5 separate regions of the Homo sapiens genome follow, and regions 1, 3, 4 and 5 are each linked to region 2. A link is a contact called in ENCODE Hi-C data. All regions are on one chromosome and are shown on one strand. Each heading gives the region's core, a stretch centred on a gene start or an enhancer-like site at or near the end of the contact. The rest is flanking DNA. Distances are from core to core; before and after follow the strand shown. Region 1 overlaps ADAM17 (ADAM metallopeptidase domain 17). Region 2 overlaps LINC00299 (long intergenic non-protein coding RNA 299). Region 3 has its middle 30 kb from the start of LINC01247. Region 4 holds the start of ADAM17 (ADAM metallopeptidase domain 17). Region 5 overlaps LOC105373418 (a long non-coding RNA gene).

What was found. A loop is a pair of places that touch in the nucleus more often than their neighbours do. Pooled maps may share reads with other maps.
Region 1: a loop to region 2 is called in a map with no recorded cell type, with 5 times the contacts of the local background. The contact joins two enhancer-like sites. A Hi-C loop is called at or near these places in 2 of 37 single-sample maps with no recorded cell type and 2 of 50 pooled maps.
Region 3: a loop to region 2 is called in a pooled map, with 9 times the contacts of the local background. The contact joins two enhancer-like sites. A Hi-C loop is called at or near these places in 7 of 37 single-sample maps with no recorded cell type and 3 of 50 pooled maps.
Region 4: a loop to region 2 is called in a pooled map, with 5 times the contacts of the local background. The contact joins the promoter of ADAM17 here to the enhancer-like site in region 2. A Hi-C loop is called at or near these places in 3 of 37 single-sample maps with no recorded cell type and 5 of 50 pooled maps.
Region 5: a map with no recorded cell type shows a loop between it and region 2 (11-fold over the local background). The contact joins two enhancer-like sites. A Hi-C loop is called at or near these places in 2 of 37 single-sample maps with no recorded cell type and 3 of 50 pooled maps.

What each region holds. Positions count from the first base shown.
Region 1 is chr2:9,538,119-9,540,818 of GRCh38, forward strand. All of the region lies in intron 2 of ADAM17 (ADAM metallopeptidase domain 17), which reads right to left. Among named protein-coding and RNA genes, the nearest start is that of ADAM17, 16 kb to the right of the region's middle. Within about 2 kb of position 1,278, at least 14 of the 41 ENCODE cell types and tissues checked have a DNase peak (open chromatin) inside an H3K27ac peak, as active enhancers do.
Region 2 is chr2:8,300,706-8,303,405 of GRCh38, forward strand. All of the region lies in intron 2 of LINC00299 (long intergenic non-protein coding RNA 299), which reads right to left. Among named protein-coding and RNA genes, the nearest start is that of LINC00299, 26 kb to the right of the region's middle. RefSeq lists enhancers at 1-521, 1,627-1,686. Within about 2 kb of position 1,451, at least 17 of the 41 ENCODE cell types and tissues checked have a DNase peak (open chromatin) inside an H3K27ac peak, as active enhancers do.
Region 3 is chr2:6,344,275-6,346,974 of GRCh38, forward strand. No RefSeq gene overlaps it. Among named protein-coding and RNA genes, the nearest start is that of LINC01247, 30 kb to the right of the region's middle. RefSeq lists enhancers at 1,396-1,445, 1,926-1,975. Within about 2 kb of position 1,402, at least 2 of the 41 ENCODE cell types and tissues checked have a DNase peak (open chromatin) inside an H3K27ac peak, as active enhancers do.
Region 4 is chr2:9,554,457-9,557,156 of GRCh38, forward strand. It overlaps ADAM17 (ADAM metallopeptidase domain 17), which reads right to left and starts at 1,374. Exons shown (of 19, transcript NM_003183.6): 1 at 1,053-1,374. The coding sequence starts at 1,149. RefSeq lists silencers at 384-678, 1,293-1,582, 1,813-2,032, 2,004-2,298.
Region 5 is chr2:9,654,311-9,657,010 of GRCh38, forward strand. The region is part of intron 3 of LOC105373418 (a long non-coding RNA gene); the gene reads left to right. Among named protein-coding and RNA genes, the nearest start is that of YWHAQ, 25 kb to the left of the region's middle. RefSeq lists enhancers at 566-675, 999-1,238, 1,869-1,968, 2,020-2,521, 2,479-2,648. Within about 2 kb of position 1,306, at least 6 of the 41 ENCODE cell types and tissues checked have a DNase peak (open chromatin) inside an H3K27ac peak, as active enhancers do.

The DNA of each region.
Region 1 (2,700 bases), core at 28-2,527, 1.2 Mb after region 2:
ATGACTTTCCATCCTTACATGAAAACTAGGAGTGGTGAGCAAGACTTTCTCAAGTATTATTTATAGTCTTTCAATGTGTCCATGAACACCAAAGACAAAGAAAGGTATATTATTCATCTCACCCACAGAAACAAATTTTGTCAGCTGTTGTACTGAAAATATATTACTTCCCCATGGGATTGCAAAAGTCTTTAAACTACCGGAAAGAAATCTAGACTGGGACTATCTCCATGGCAACAAATATTTTTAACTTTTTGAGCATAACAAGGTAATTTTAGTTTGCTTGTGGTTTTTTAATGGTCAAAGGGAAAAGACAATAGAACATTATTTCGTAAATCCTTGGAACATTTTCTTCTGCTATCCTAAAACATATCTTCCCACACATTCTCAGTTATGATTTTTCCCTCCAGTTATGCTGAGAACTTTCAAAAGCATACTTATTATAAATGTCTTATTATTTTGTTTTAAAGCTAAGAGTTGCAACATTACTTAATGTTCTTTTCAGAAAGAAATCAGTGGAATTGCATTTTTCATTTGCTACATTAAGAATCTTTTCTAAAGATAAAGACCAAGCGATTATAAAATTCATGTTTTTTGATTTTCCAATATTAGCTTTTGAGTTATAAAACGTCCAACAGAATGTCAAAATTTCTTTTACTTTATCCTCCCAAAATTATGTGAAGTCATTTTCTTACAGATTTCTTTAACGTTTTATCTTTCTGACTTTTGACTTAAGAATTTACAGTAACTAAAGACCAGCTAACCAGTTTGAATTAACATTATTACCCTAACCATTTTTAATGGTCCATTTAGTCAGGTATATCACTTTCATTTCTTTATCAGTTCTAGACCTTCTCAAGTAATCTGATATATTTCACTTTTAGGAGAAACATTTAACTTTTTCCAAAAAAATTCAGGCAACATCAAAAAAGTATCAAAACAGTATATACTCCGCAGCTTTTTCGTTATTTAAAAATAAGATAATTTCTTGATTTTTTTTTTTTTTTGAGACGGAGTCTCACTCTGTCGCCCAGGCTGGAGTGCAGTGGCGCAATCTCGGCTAACTGCAAGCTCCACCTCCTGGGTTCACGCCATTCCCCTGCCTCAGCCTCCCAAATAGCTGGGACTACAGGCGCCTGCTACCACGCCTGGCTAATTTTTTGTATTTTTAGTAGAGACGGGGTTTCACCGTGTTAGCCAGGATGGTCTCGATCTCCTGACCTCATGACCTCATGATCCATCCAGCTCGGCCTCCCAAAGTGCTGGGATTACATGTGTGAGTCACCACGCCTAGCTGATAATTTCTTGATTTATAACAAAAAGGAAATGAAACTTGTAAGGCAAATTTTAAACAAGTTTCTTTTTTTCTTAAGTTACTTCAACTCTTCATACAACCTCTCAGTGTTTCTATGCTTTTTCAACCTCTAATAGTTACATCCAAATTTAATGCAATGATCTTGGTTTAAATTACTTTGCCTTCCACTGCTATCGAAAAACGGAATCTTCTCATTTACCATCAAGTAATGAGGGGTTTCATAGAGTTAATTCAGCCCTGATACAAACTGATTACTTCAGCTATCTTTGTTTTTGTTCTTGTTTTAAACTTTAATGACGCAATATGATAGAAAAGAAAGGGTATGGGCTTTGGAGTCTGACAAACTTGGCTTAAGTCCTACTTTCATTTACTCACTGTCCGACCTTGGCCTCAATCTTTGAATCCTAAGTATTTATCTACAAATGGAAATAATATCACCTAATAACTGAACGGTTTTGGGGATTAAAGGAAATAACCTATTTTAAAACACCTGGTATAAAATTCCATAGACTGTTAGATAAATTTCCCATTAAATATTTAGTATGGAAACTTTGTAAAATAAATTACATACTTCCCTGCTTTCTTACACAGAGAAAAGATAACAAGTGGCTACGATTTAATATTTTCTTAGGGAATCAATGTCATCTACGAAACTTGAAAGAGAAATATGTAAGGCTATGGAAGTTTTTGCCTCTAGAATACGGATTCTACAGGCCACTTCAAATCCAAAGAAACCCAAAAAGCTAAACTTTGAGTTCTTTTCATTTTATAGTTTCCTCACTCTTCCTTCGCTCCTACTTATTTCTTGCTACTATATCCACTTCTTCACCAAACTCTCCACCAGTATAGCAGAAATAACACAAGTTTTGGAGTCCAACCTTTGTTCAAATCTTGTATCTGTCATTTACTAGCTGAGTAATCTTGGGCAAGTTACTAAGCTGTCTAAGCCTTAATTTTTTTTTTTTTGTTCCTTCAAAAAAGGAATCACTTTTAGAGATAACTTATGTAAAATGCCAGTAAATTACAGAAAATAAGTACCTGATTAACTGTAGCTATTAATATTACCAATCTGCTCAAATTTGGTGTAAGTTGAAAGCTAATAACCAATACTATAATATTCTGACATAAAATCGAATAAAAAGAAGTCATTAAAAAATAACCTAAGGATAATTGCAATAGCTAGGAAAAATTAATTTGCATTAAAAATTTGCCTAAAATAACCACATGACAATGAACCAATCTCCTTAATATACTAAGCACTGCTACAATTCAGTAGTTAGAAAGACAAATTCAATAGAAAAATAGTCAAAAGAGATAAAAAGGCAGTTTACAGAAATATAAAACAAATTACTTACAAATATATAAAAAGATGCTCAATGTCACAC
Region 2 (2,700 bases), core at 201-2,700:
CGTCTTTCCCCAGTGTGCATTTGCCTAAATAAATGTCCTAGATACCTTTAGGAGAGAAGTGGGGGAATTATTGCTGAATGCACCTGCTGTAATATGGTACCATCCTTCCTGGGAAGAGCTCTGCTCCTCCTTCAGTCAACAGATTCTGGGGCTGAGAATTAGCTCCATTCAAGAAACTAGGCAAAAGATCCTGACTTTTGTACCTCCTGGTAATCCACACGTGCTTTCTTGTAGAAATTAAGCATTGCCCTTGTTGGGTGCCCATCTATCTCCTTCCTAAAACAATGAGCCTATTGAGAGCTCTCTGCAGGGCAGGAACCCCCTGGGTGCCCCACTGATCTTGCCTCTCATTGTGATCATGGCCTCTGCCTTGCATCCAATGGTGAGCATACCACCTGGCCTTTGTAATCCCAGGATCCTGTCATCCCCGTTGCTACCAGGAGCCAGTTCTGTGATTTCATCATCTGTCATCAGCTCTGGCACATAGAGCACAGCCATTCCTGAGCTCAGTGACTTTGGGGCCACTCTCACCAGTGCATTCCTTTGTACATGGGAAGTCCTCCAGGCCATCTCGTGAAGATAGTCAGCACCATGGATGCTAGCATGTCCACTCCAGCATGGCCACTTCTCTGAGCCATTTGGTCCCTCTCTCCACCATCTGCCTGAGTGTGGGTCACTGCTTTCTCTAGGCTTTTAAGCAACATCTGAGTTGAGTCTTAGCATTCTCTCCAGGGATCTTGACCAAGATGCTTAATCCTGTACCACCTAGATTGCTCCCTCTCAATAAACTCAACCTTATTCGATTTTATATCTACACTCTTTGATCCAATCCCATGAATATATTCCCAGGTCCTCTGCAACATATTAGCTCGACCCCACAGCTCCTTCACCTGATATCCCCTTTTGGCCAAGCCAGCCCAGCTCATCCCCAGTCGGGCTGTGCTGAGATTTGGTTCTTGTTATTCTTTGGTTTTGCCAACAGGAAAGATGAGGGTAGATCCTGATGGGTCAAGCATTGTCTTGTATGATACCTACCTCATTTGAGACCTCTGTATGATCTTCAGAAAAGGAAAGTCTTGCTTTTTTTTTTTTTTTTTTTTGACCGAGTCTCGCTCTGTTGCCCAGGCTGGAGTGCAATGGTGCAATCTGGGCTCACTGCAAGCTCCGCCTCCCAGGTTCAAGCAGTCTACAATCTTCTACATGACATGAGAAATAGGCCATTTCTGCAGGCCCAGGGGACTCAGGGGCATGTAAGTGTTCAGGGTTCCCAACTGTCCAGGGCTCCCACCCTAAGTGTAAGGGTCTCACCTCTTTCCCATTAGAGCCCTGTGTCTGAAGGACTGAGAACTTAACCTACTCAGGGTTCAGACTGGTCCTCCAGCCAACCTGCCTTCCAGCTGCAGATCATCGGGGTTTTCTTAAATGCTGCCAAGGAAGTGCTCTGGCTTTCACAGTTTGCCTGAAACCAGTGATGAGTCATCCTGCGCCTCTGCCTCTCTCTCTTCAACACTCAGTAGCCTCAGCCTCAGCCACCCAAGCCCACAGGCCTTCTGGTTATCATTTCATCAGCCGGCCACCTGCTTCCTCTCCAATTTTTCATTAGGGCCTGCAACTCACAACCACGTCCAGTGTCAGCTGCCTGAAAGTCTTCCTAGAAACAGAGTCTGAGATGGAAATTGCATGCAGAGTGCTGATCAGAGGGTGTTCTCGGGAGATTCTCCTGTAAAGAAGTGAGAAAGGCAGGATGCTGCAGAAGCTGAAGCTGGCTGCAACGAGGCTACACTTGGAGCCACCCCCAGCCAATCCTAAGTGGCGCTCTCGAGCTGGGACGGCCCATCAGAGTTGTCCCAAGTTGAGGCAAGAGGGCCGAGCCTTTGCGTTCCTTCCTCGGTCAGTTTCAGAACCTGGGGGATATGACCTGAAAAGAGGCCATTCCCTGCAGCAGGAGGGGGCATCCAGTGCGGGCTCTGCCATGGCCATCATCAACTGTCACTGCAGCTAGCGGGGAGACCTGGGCAGAGCACCCCAATGGTCACTGCAGCCGAAAGAGGACTGCTTGTCTTTCTGCTCTCACACCCCTTACCTAGGGAAGAGCAGAGAAAGGGTTGCTTGAATGGGAGGAATAGCAAAGAGAACAAAGAAATCCCAATGAGGGGAAACCTCTCAGCGCACCAGCCTCACTGTGTGCTGAGAGGCACCCACTGCCTTCCCTGCACTCCTTAGATCTTGTTCATGGGTGGTTGTTTGTTGTTGTTGTTGTTGTTGTTGTTGTTGCTGTTTTTAATGTAAGAAACAGAATCTTGCTGTGTTGACCAGGCTGGTCTCAAACTCCTGGCCTCAAGCGATCCTCCCCCCTCAGCCTCCCAAAGCACTGTGATTACAGGCGTGAGCCACTGCATCCAGTCTCATTCATCTTTTTGTACCATATTCTCTGTCCCACCACTCAGAAATATCTCAGGTGCTGTACTAGTGCCTTACACATCCTGGACCCTCAGTGCTGTCTCAAACTCCTGGCCTCAAGCAATACTCCCCACTCAGCCTCCCAAAGCACTGTGATTACAGGCGTGAGCCACTGCATCCAGCCTCATTCATCTTTTTGTACCACATTCTCTGCCCCACCACTCAAAAATATCTCAGGTGCTGTGCTAGTGCCTTACACATCCTGGACCCTCAATGCATAGCATGGTAGCACCAAAAGGT
Region 3 (2,700 bases), core at 152-2,651, 2.0 Mb before region 2:
GGCCTTCTCTTCTTCCAACCTGTCCAGCTATTCCTGCACTGTCTGGACCCACAAGCTCAGAGAAAGGGCAGATTTGAACAGTTCCTGTTCTGAGGAATGCTCAAGGGGGACTGATTGTTCCTGATTGCAAAGGCTACGTAGTAGGTTGTGCCTCCTCCTCAATTTAACTAGACACAGAAGATGATACTCAGGGCCCTTAAGGAGGTCATTCCAATCTGGAGAAGCTGGTTCTAATGAGATCCAGTAGCCAAGAAAGAAACTTGTATCAGCCAATTCAAGTGGCTTCTGCCACAAACGTAGCATAGATTTTCCTTGAAAATCTAGGTGCATTGTTTTCTAAAGGTCTTCTTTTGAGCTCAAGACATTCAGGCTGTACTATTATGCATATAGCTTAGAAATATGATTTTAAAATAAATTAAAGCCTAAATATTGTTGGAGATATGAGAAGTGTTGCAGACTGAGTTGTTATAAAAGATGTTGCAAACAAATTGTATCCTTTGAAGTCCTAACCCCTGATGCGACAGTGTTTGCAGATGGGACCTTGGGGAAATAAGTAGGTTTAGATGAGGTCCTGGGCTCTGGTCCAATGGAAGAAACACCTGAACATTTTCTCTGTGTGTGTGTGTGTGTGTGTGTGTGTGCCTGCATGCACCAAGGATGTCACAAAAAGGTGCCCATCTACAAAACAAGAAGGAGGCCCTGACAGAGAACAAATTGGCTAGCAACTCGATCTTGAATTTCCCAGCCTCTGGAAGTGTGAGAAATAAATTTCTGTTGTTTAAGCCACCCATTGTATAGTATTTTGGTATGGTGACCCAAGCCGACTAACACAAAAGGTAAAAAGAAAAAAATATGTTTTCTATGACAAATCTGACTCAATTTTCAATATTCCCACTTACTAGAATTTTGTGAAAATCTTTTGGTTTACAATATTTCCTATTTAGGAAACAGTATACCTAAGCTCAGTCATATTTTACTGCCTTCATTCATCACCTGTTCTTAATGAAAAAGAAATTTAAGTAAGTGAATGATGAGATGGATCAAATTATTCTCTAGAGCTCTAGAGGGTGTTTCATGCTCCCTAGATGGTTTATAAATTCTTGAACATTTGTATACAAATTGATCAAACATGCAAATCAGTAATCTGGGACTGAAAAGACAGAAATGATCTTGGAAATTGCATTTAGGAAAAAAAATTACAGTATCGTGTTGGTAGACACAAAAGAACTTTGATGAAAGCAGCTGTTAAATTGTTAATTTAACAAAAAGATGGAGCTGATGATTCAAAAATGATCAACTAGGTTGCAGATATTCTGCACTCTGAATAGCATAGGCTGCACAGCATTCAACCCTCTCCTCTGCTGTAATTTGAGGCTGCATTCTATCTGCATTAGCAGAACTGTTAATAAATCACATGAGCAAGAAATGAGGAACTGAAAATCTGCAGGTGTTTGATAATGCCTCAAATATCTTCACCACATGTTTCAGAGGAGTCATGTGAGTTCAGAAACATGACTTGGTGATTACTCACTGTATTGCTCTGGCTGCAGTCTAGCTAACTTCTACGGGATACATTTAAATACAGGTTAGGGTCACTATGATGTTTTCTCCCGTCTAGCCCTCAGGACTGGCTTCGATCCTTTGTGTACAGTAGATATCGGTACCCATTGGTCAACTCATGGTTCCTTTGCCATGGAACATTTTTTTCCTTGACAAATCCAGATTTGTTCTCATTCTGTCCCTCTCTCTCTATCCCACCTCTCTCTCTCTCTCTCTCTCACACACACACACACACACACAAAGATATTTTAACTGTGAATAGAACAGTAAAAGAGAAAAGTTGTGCTTACGTAGTCTCTAGGTTTGATATAAGCGTTATTATCCAAAGGACGATTCTTAGTGTTATAATTGAGAAAGTATGAGCTGAAGTCTGTAACTAAAACATGAACTCAAGGTTTGGCATCTACTAGTAACTGATTGGACACCAAAAATTAAAGGACTTACCAGAACCAGTCTTATAAGGCAGGTATTGTTCTCTATAAGAAATCTGCAGGACAGGGGATGTGACAGCCTTTGAGATGTAAGTCTCAAATTCTGGGAGCCTTTGACATGGCGTCTGATGCATCTTGATATCCTAGAAACAAAGCCTTTAAAAGGGCAGAGGTGAGCTGATCATCAAGCACATGTGATCTGACGTTCAGGACAATATTCTTTATTCTAATTCAAATCAACTCCTTGATTTTATTTTTCTTTCCTTCTTAAATGCTTTTCTTTCTCAAATCAATTTTTAAATAGAGAAAATTCAACCTTGTTCTATAAGTATGTTTCCCAGGTGTGTTTTATTTAATTCTGTGCAAAAGATCAAGGGAAGAAAGAACCCTTGATACTCTCCTGAAAATATAAATATACACTCATTAGCACTTTTGACAAGATGGTTCATACAGTGCTTTCAGCCCAATAAGGAGACATCATTGTAACAGTAGCACAGGGCTCTCCCTGCATTTGTGTAGAAAGGACAATAGCCAAGTAATTAGTTTTAAGAGAAGACTCAAGATTCCACTTGTCCACAGATATTCCCACCAAAAAGTAGGACTTGGCCCAAAACTTTACTCTTAGAAAAAAAAAATATTCTGAGTTACAATAGATTCAGTTAGGAAAAAGTTATTGGCAGAGAACCCTCTGAATTACCTGGAGGTGGAA
Region 4 (2,700 bases), core at 124-2,623, 1.3 Mb after region 2:
AGTGATAACACTCTCAACACCTTTAGTATCCATACCAATCCATTACAATTTCTGTCCACTAAATATAAAGAAAAAAAATACTACACATGGTATCATGGTGAAATTTGGGAACCAGTACAACCATGCAAGCCTACAATTTCACACACTGGGAAAACATTATTTCACACTTTATTACTAATTAAAGTATCTTACACGTCAATTTTTGAAAGATAAAAGGATTTTAAAATACACTAAAAGTTCACGCAAACTTACTTCCACCAAAGTTCAGATCCCTTAATGCATCTCCATCCTTAAAATCCAATCTCTCTGGAAAATCTAATGAAATAGGAACCCTCTACTTTCTAGCCTCTAAATTCATCAAACTCGTCACTCTTGATAATTTCTTTGTTTAAAAGTGCAAGGAAAGCATTCATAGTGGCAGCATCACGAGTTGGCTTACCAGGTTTCCGCCTCCCCCCATCTCCCAAGCACCTCCAATAAGCTACAATTGAAATAACCAAGAACGTGCTTAGGATGTTCGCAAAAACACAACTCTTAAGACTCCAACTCCAGTCTCCGCCTCCCAACGAGATTACTGCATAAGTACCTCCTACAGCAGAAATTCTAGTTCCCTCCTTCGAGGACCAGGAAGAATTCTGGAGCTTTGGGCCCTTCCTTTCTGGCTCTGGTAGGAACACACAACACTAGATTTGTTCCCTACTAAGGCAAGAACCCTGACCACATCTCCCTCTCCAAACAAGATCCAGCCACCCTACTCCTTACCGCTTTCCCAACACCCTCCCCGAACACAAAGCTAGGGAGCAAACCCCTCTCAGGCGCTCAGTCACTACATGGAGCCCGTCCAGTAGCCCTTTCCCACTCAGAGACAGGCCCATCTCCTTTATTCTTTCCCCAAACTCCGAGAGCCACACCCCCTTCTACACTGAAAACTTAGGGACGCGCCACCATCGCCAATACCCCGCCCCCAAACACCTGATAGACCCAGCTCCCCTGCTCTTCCCTCAAACGAGCGCTCCAGGCGCCGGCCTAAGCCAACTCCCCTGGGTCTTTACCGAGTCTCTGGTGGGGGCCGAAGCCCGGGTCATCCGGAGGTCGCGGCGCCAGCACGAAAGGAACCACGCTGGTCAGGAATAGGAGAGACTGCCTCATGTTCCCGGCCCCGCTACCGACTCCACCTCTCTGGGCAGCCTTCGCCTGACGGGGTTTCGGAAAACTGCTCACATCGGGGGAGGACGGGATCCGCCCGGCCTAGCCCCTCAATCCTCTTTTCCCTCCCGCGCCGCCTACTGGGAAGATTCTACCGCCAGGCTCGACGCCCCCAGAAGTGCAGGTGGCGTTACCAAAGGCCGGCTCAGCCAGCTTCCGGCCGCCGCTGTCCCCCGCACCACCCACAGCCGGAAGCCGGCTGCCGCGCGGCATCCCGGGAGGCTCCGCTTGCCCCGCCCCACGCCGGTGCGCCGCGGGCCTCTGGTCCGCTGCCGTGTTCGGCCCCGCCCGTCACGTCTAGCTGGGGCTCGCCCGGCGCCTTCCTGGACGCAGACGTATGAGTCCCAACTCCACCCAGTCCGGCCTGGCCTCTGTCCCCGGGTGACCGCGGAATGGGGGGGCGGGAGCTAGCGAGCAGGCCCTCAAGCGCGTCTGGCCGCCTCCTTTGTCTTGATGCCCACGTCTGGTTAGGACCCCTGCTGTCCATTTTATTAAAGGAGCTGTAGAAAGCGGCCTGGGGCCCAGCGACCTGCCCAGGGCGGACGAGGAGGCGCGACTGGCCCGATGCCGCAGGCTCTCTGCCCAGTGTGCTCAGGTGGGAGGGCGGGGACATGAATCGAGCCACAGAGTGCCCTGGGCACGGACCCCCCGCCCCCCCCGGCCCCGGGCCCCGAGCCCCGAGCCCCGAGCCCGGCCACCGAAGCCCGTGCCACTCGCCAGCTCCTGCGAGACGAGCCTTTCGAGCGCAGCTCAGGCATTTGGTTCAGGGTCCTACTGCCGGAGTCGTCTGAGGCCTCCATCCGTCTGTCGTCACGAAAAAGGTTTTGGGGGGACTAATAAGCACTTCCTGAATGCACATTTGCTCCACGCCCCTGCTGTAGGGAGAGGGTCTGCAGACACTTCAACAAATAGAATCCTAGGACCTTACCTGTGAGTACAAGAGCTGGAATCTTCCCACCAACTTCTTAAAATTCAATCCTATACTTGGTCCATTTAGCTTAGACTGGAAATTTCCCAAGGCAGTTTGTTTTGCAATCTTTTGCATGATTTTAGCTCTGTATAGTTTAGTGAATGTTTATGGTACTGAATAAAACAGTCTAAAAACGTTGGGTACATGTTGCTGTTTTATTTAGTTCAACCAAAGTTTATAAAAGTAGGACATAATACGTTTTCCACTTAAGAGTGAGACAGCCTTTATTATGAAACGGTAAATTGTTAGGAATACTAGTCCTATTCAAGTTTCAAGGCTTATTCCTAATAAAATACTCAAACTGTGGTTAAAATTTATGTTAATGGTGGTTTGCCGCAGTAAAATATCAGCGTCTTTTTCAACAATACATTGTTGGCTAAAATTAACCGGACCTGGTCTGTACATCTGAAGTATAAAATATCTTTATTAAACATACCCATTAGTGGCATACCTAGTCAAAAAGTAAGCAGAATTTCACATGCAAATTGTATACAATCTGTAAAAATTGTATTCCATAAGAATGT
Region 5 (2,700 bases), core at 56-2,555, 1.4 Mb after region 2:
AGAGCAGCCACTGACTGCCTTGGGCCAGCAGCTTCTGGAGCCCAAACTTGGACCTCTGCATCCCTCCTGGGGCCCCAGCTCTAAGTACTGGGGTACGGTGCTGAATGGGGCGGGGAGGCTGTCAGCTTTCCTAGCTGCCTCTGTGTGCTGTGCTCTCTCCAGGGCCCAGTTCTCCAGGAGAAGGAGCAGGAGCAGGTATGCTGAGGACTCCATGAGAGCCAGCCTTTTGAATAGCAGCAAGTTTGTGGGGGCATCTGGGGACAGGGTCTGGGACAGCCCAGTCCAGCCCAGCCCAGGCAGGGGAGACGGCAACAGCAGCAACTCTGCTAGAAGTGACATGCAGATGTTGGCTGAAAGCCATCTACCCTCCCTCCTTCCTTTTCTTTCATCTTCCCTTTCTTTCCCACTCTCCCTCCTGTCTTCTCTACTCCACTTCTCTCCTTTCTTCCACAGTGCTATGGCTGCCTACGTGATGCCAAGCACCATGCAGTATTAGCAGCCACAGGCTGCTTACCCGGAAAACTGGACTTTTGTGCTCACAGGCTTTAAGAGAGATGGGGACAGCCTGGACTGCATGCAGAGGGAGCCACTAGGGCTGCTGGGGAGGTTCGAGACACGTCACAGGGGTTACCTGAAGGACTGAGGCTATAGCTTGGAGGAGACTCTGAAAACTGTTATCAGATATTCGAAGAACTGTCCATTGAAAGAAGAACAAAAAAAATTTTTTCCCAGCCAGGCATGGTGGCTCACAACTGTAATCCCAGAACTTTGGGAGGCTGAGGTGGGCAGATCAACTTGAGGCCAGGAGTTCGAGACCAGGCTGGCCAACATGGCGAAACCCCATCTCTACTGAAAATACAACAAATCAGCTGGGTGGGGTGGGGTGTGCCTGTAGTCCCAGCTTGGGAGGCTGAGGCCCGAGAATTGCTTGAGCCAGAGAGGCGGAGGTTGCAGTGAGCTGACAGCATGCCACTGCACTCCAGCCTGGGTGACAGAGCCAGACCCTGTCTCAAAAAAAAATTTTTTTTTCTTTTTTTCTGTGAAACCCAAAAGGAACAATTAGGTAGAGAGTTTCAGCTCTGTATCTGAGTGTCCTTTCATAATCTGAATTGTCCCAGGGTGGAAGAGGCTTCCCTGGAAGGTGAGTTCCTTGTCACCAAAGACCCTCAAGGACAGCAGGGACCACTCGGTGGCCAGAATGCTGGAGAGGGGAATTCAAACTTTTGCTGCAGTGGGAGTGCGTCAGACTCGATGACTGTCAGACTCTGGTCTTCCTTCGATCTTTGAGCTGAGAGTGGAAGAAGATGAAGTGTGACTTAGCTATTCAACCACGCCACAACCCCAAGCATCTTTAGTTTTTGTTCTGATTTTTATCTTCAGTAGCTGACTGACTGGGCATGAGTAATTCCAACTCCCCAGGCCGGGTGCACTTCACAGGCATGTTTCAGAATAAAATAGAACCTATGGCTCCAGCCCACCTTGACTGTGGTCACCAAAGATGCTTACCCTGACCCTGGGGTAAGAAATGAGCCCTTGGAGGGTCCTGGGTGTGCCCAGCCCCCACTGATGTGACTGGCAGCCCCCACCACAGTCTGCAGCCCCAGGCAGGGAAGCCTCCCCCTCCAAAGTTCTAGAGGGTTTTTAAAAATGTTTAAAGACATTTACAGCAAAACAAAATCAATTATCAAGTTTTGAGTCACCTCTCTTGCAAATAGAAACTTTTCTGTAAGAACTGCTTCTACTAGGCTGGGTGTGGTGGCTCATGCCTGTAATCCCAGCACTTTAGGAGGCTGAGGTGGGCAGATCATGAAGTCAGGAGTTCGAGACCAGCCTGGCCAACATAGTGAAATACTGTCTCTGCTAAAAATATAAAAAATTAGCTGGTCGTGGTGGCGTGCGCTTATAGTCCCATCTACTCAGGAGGCTGAGGCAGGAGAATCGCTTGAACCCGGAGGCGGAGGTTGCAGTGGGCCGAGATTGCACCATTGCACTCCAGCCTGGGTGACAGTGTGAGACTCTGTCTCCAAAAAAAAACAAAAAAAACAAAACAAAGAACAAGAAACAAAACAAAAGAACCGCTTCTACTGGGAAAGAAAACCAGAGAGAAAACCATTTATAGATTATCTCAGATTTACAAGTGAGAACCACAGGCCTGACCCCAGTTCACCTATGCCAGGGCTGAGTCTACACAGTCAACAGCCTCAGGATGCAGGGATGAGTCAGTGTGAAACAAAGACTCAACCCCCATCTAACGGAGCCCTTTCCCTGCTGTGCTCAGCCTGCACGGAATCTGCTTCTAGACAACCCAGACAGCCAGAAGCCAATGCATCTGACTGAGAGGAGTGGATAATGACTTCCCTTTTTAAAAACTTTCTTATTGGCTGCGCACGGTGGCTCACGCCTGTAATCCCAGCACTTCAGGAGGTCGAGATCGGCGGATAGACTTGAGGTCGGGAGTTTGAGACCATCCTGGCCAACATGGCGAAACCCCATCTCTGCTAAAAATACAAAAATTAGCTGCGTGTGGTGGTGCACGCCTGTAGTCCCAGCTACTTGGGGTGCTGAGGCACGAAAATCACTTGAGCCTGGGAGGCAGAGGTTGCAGTGAGCCTAGAAGACAGAGCAAGACTCCATCTCAAAACAAAAACCAAATAAACAAAACACCTTTCTTATTGAGGGGTAGCACATCTGCCACCAAGC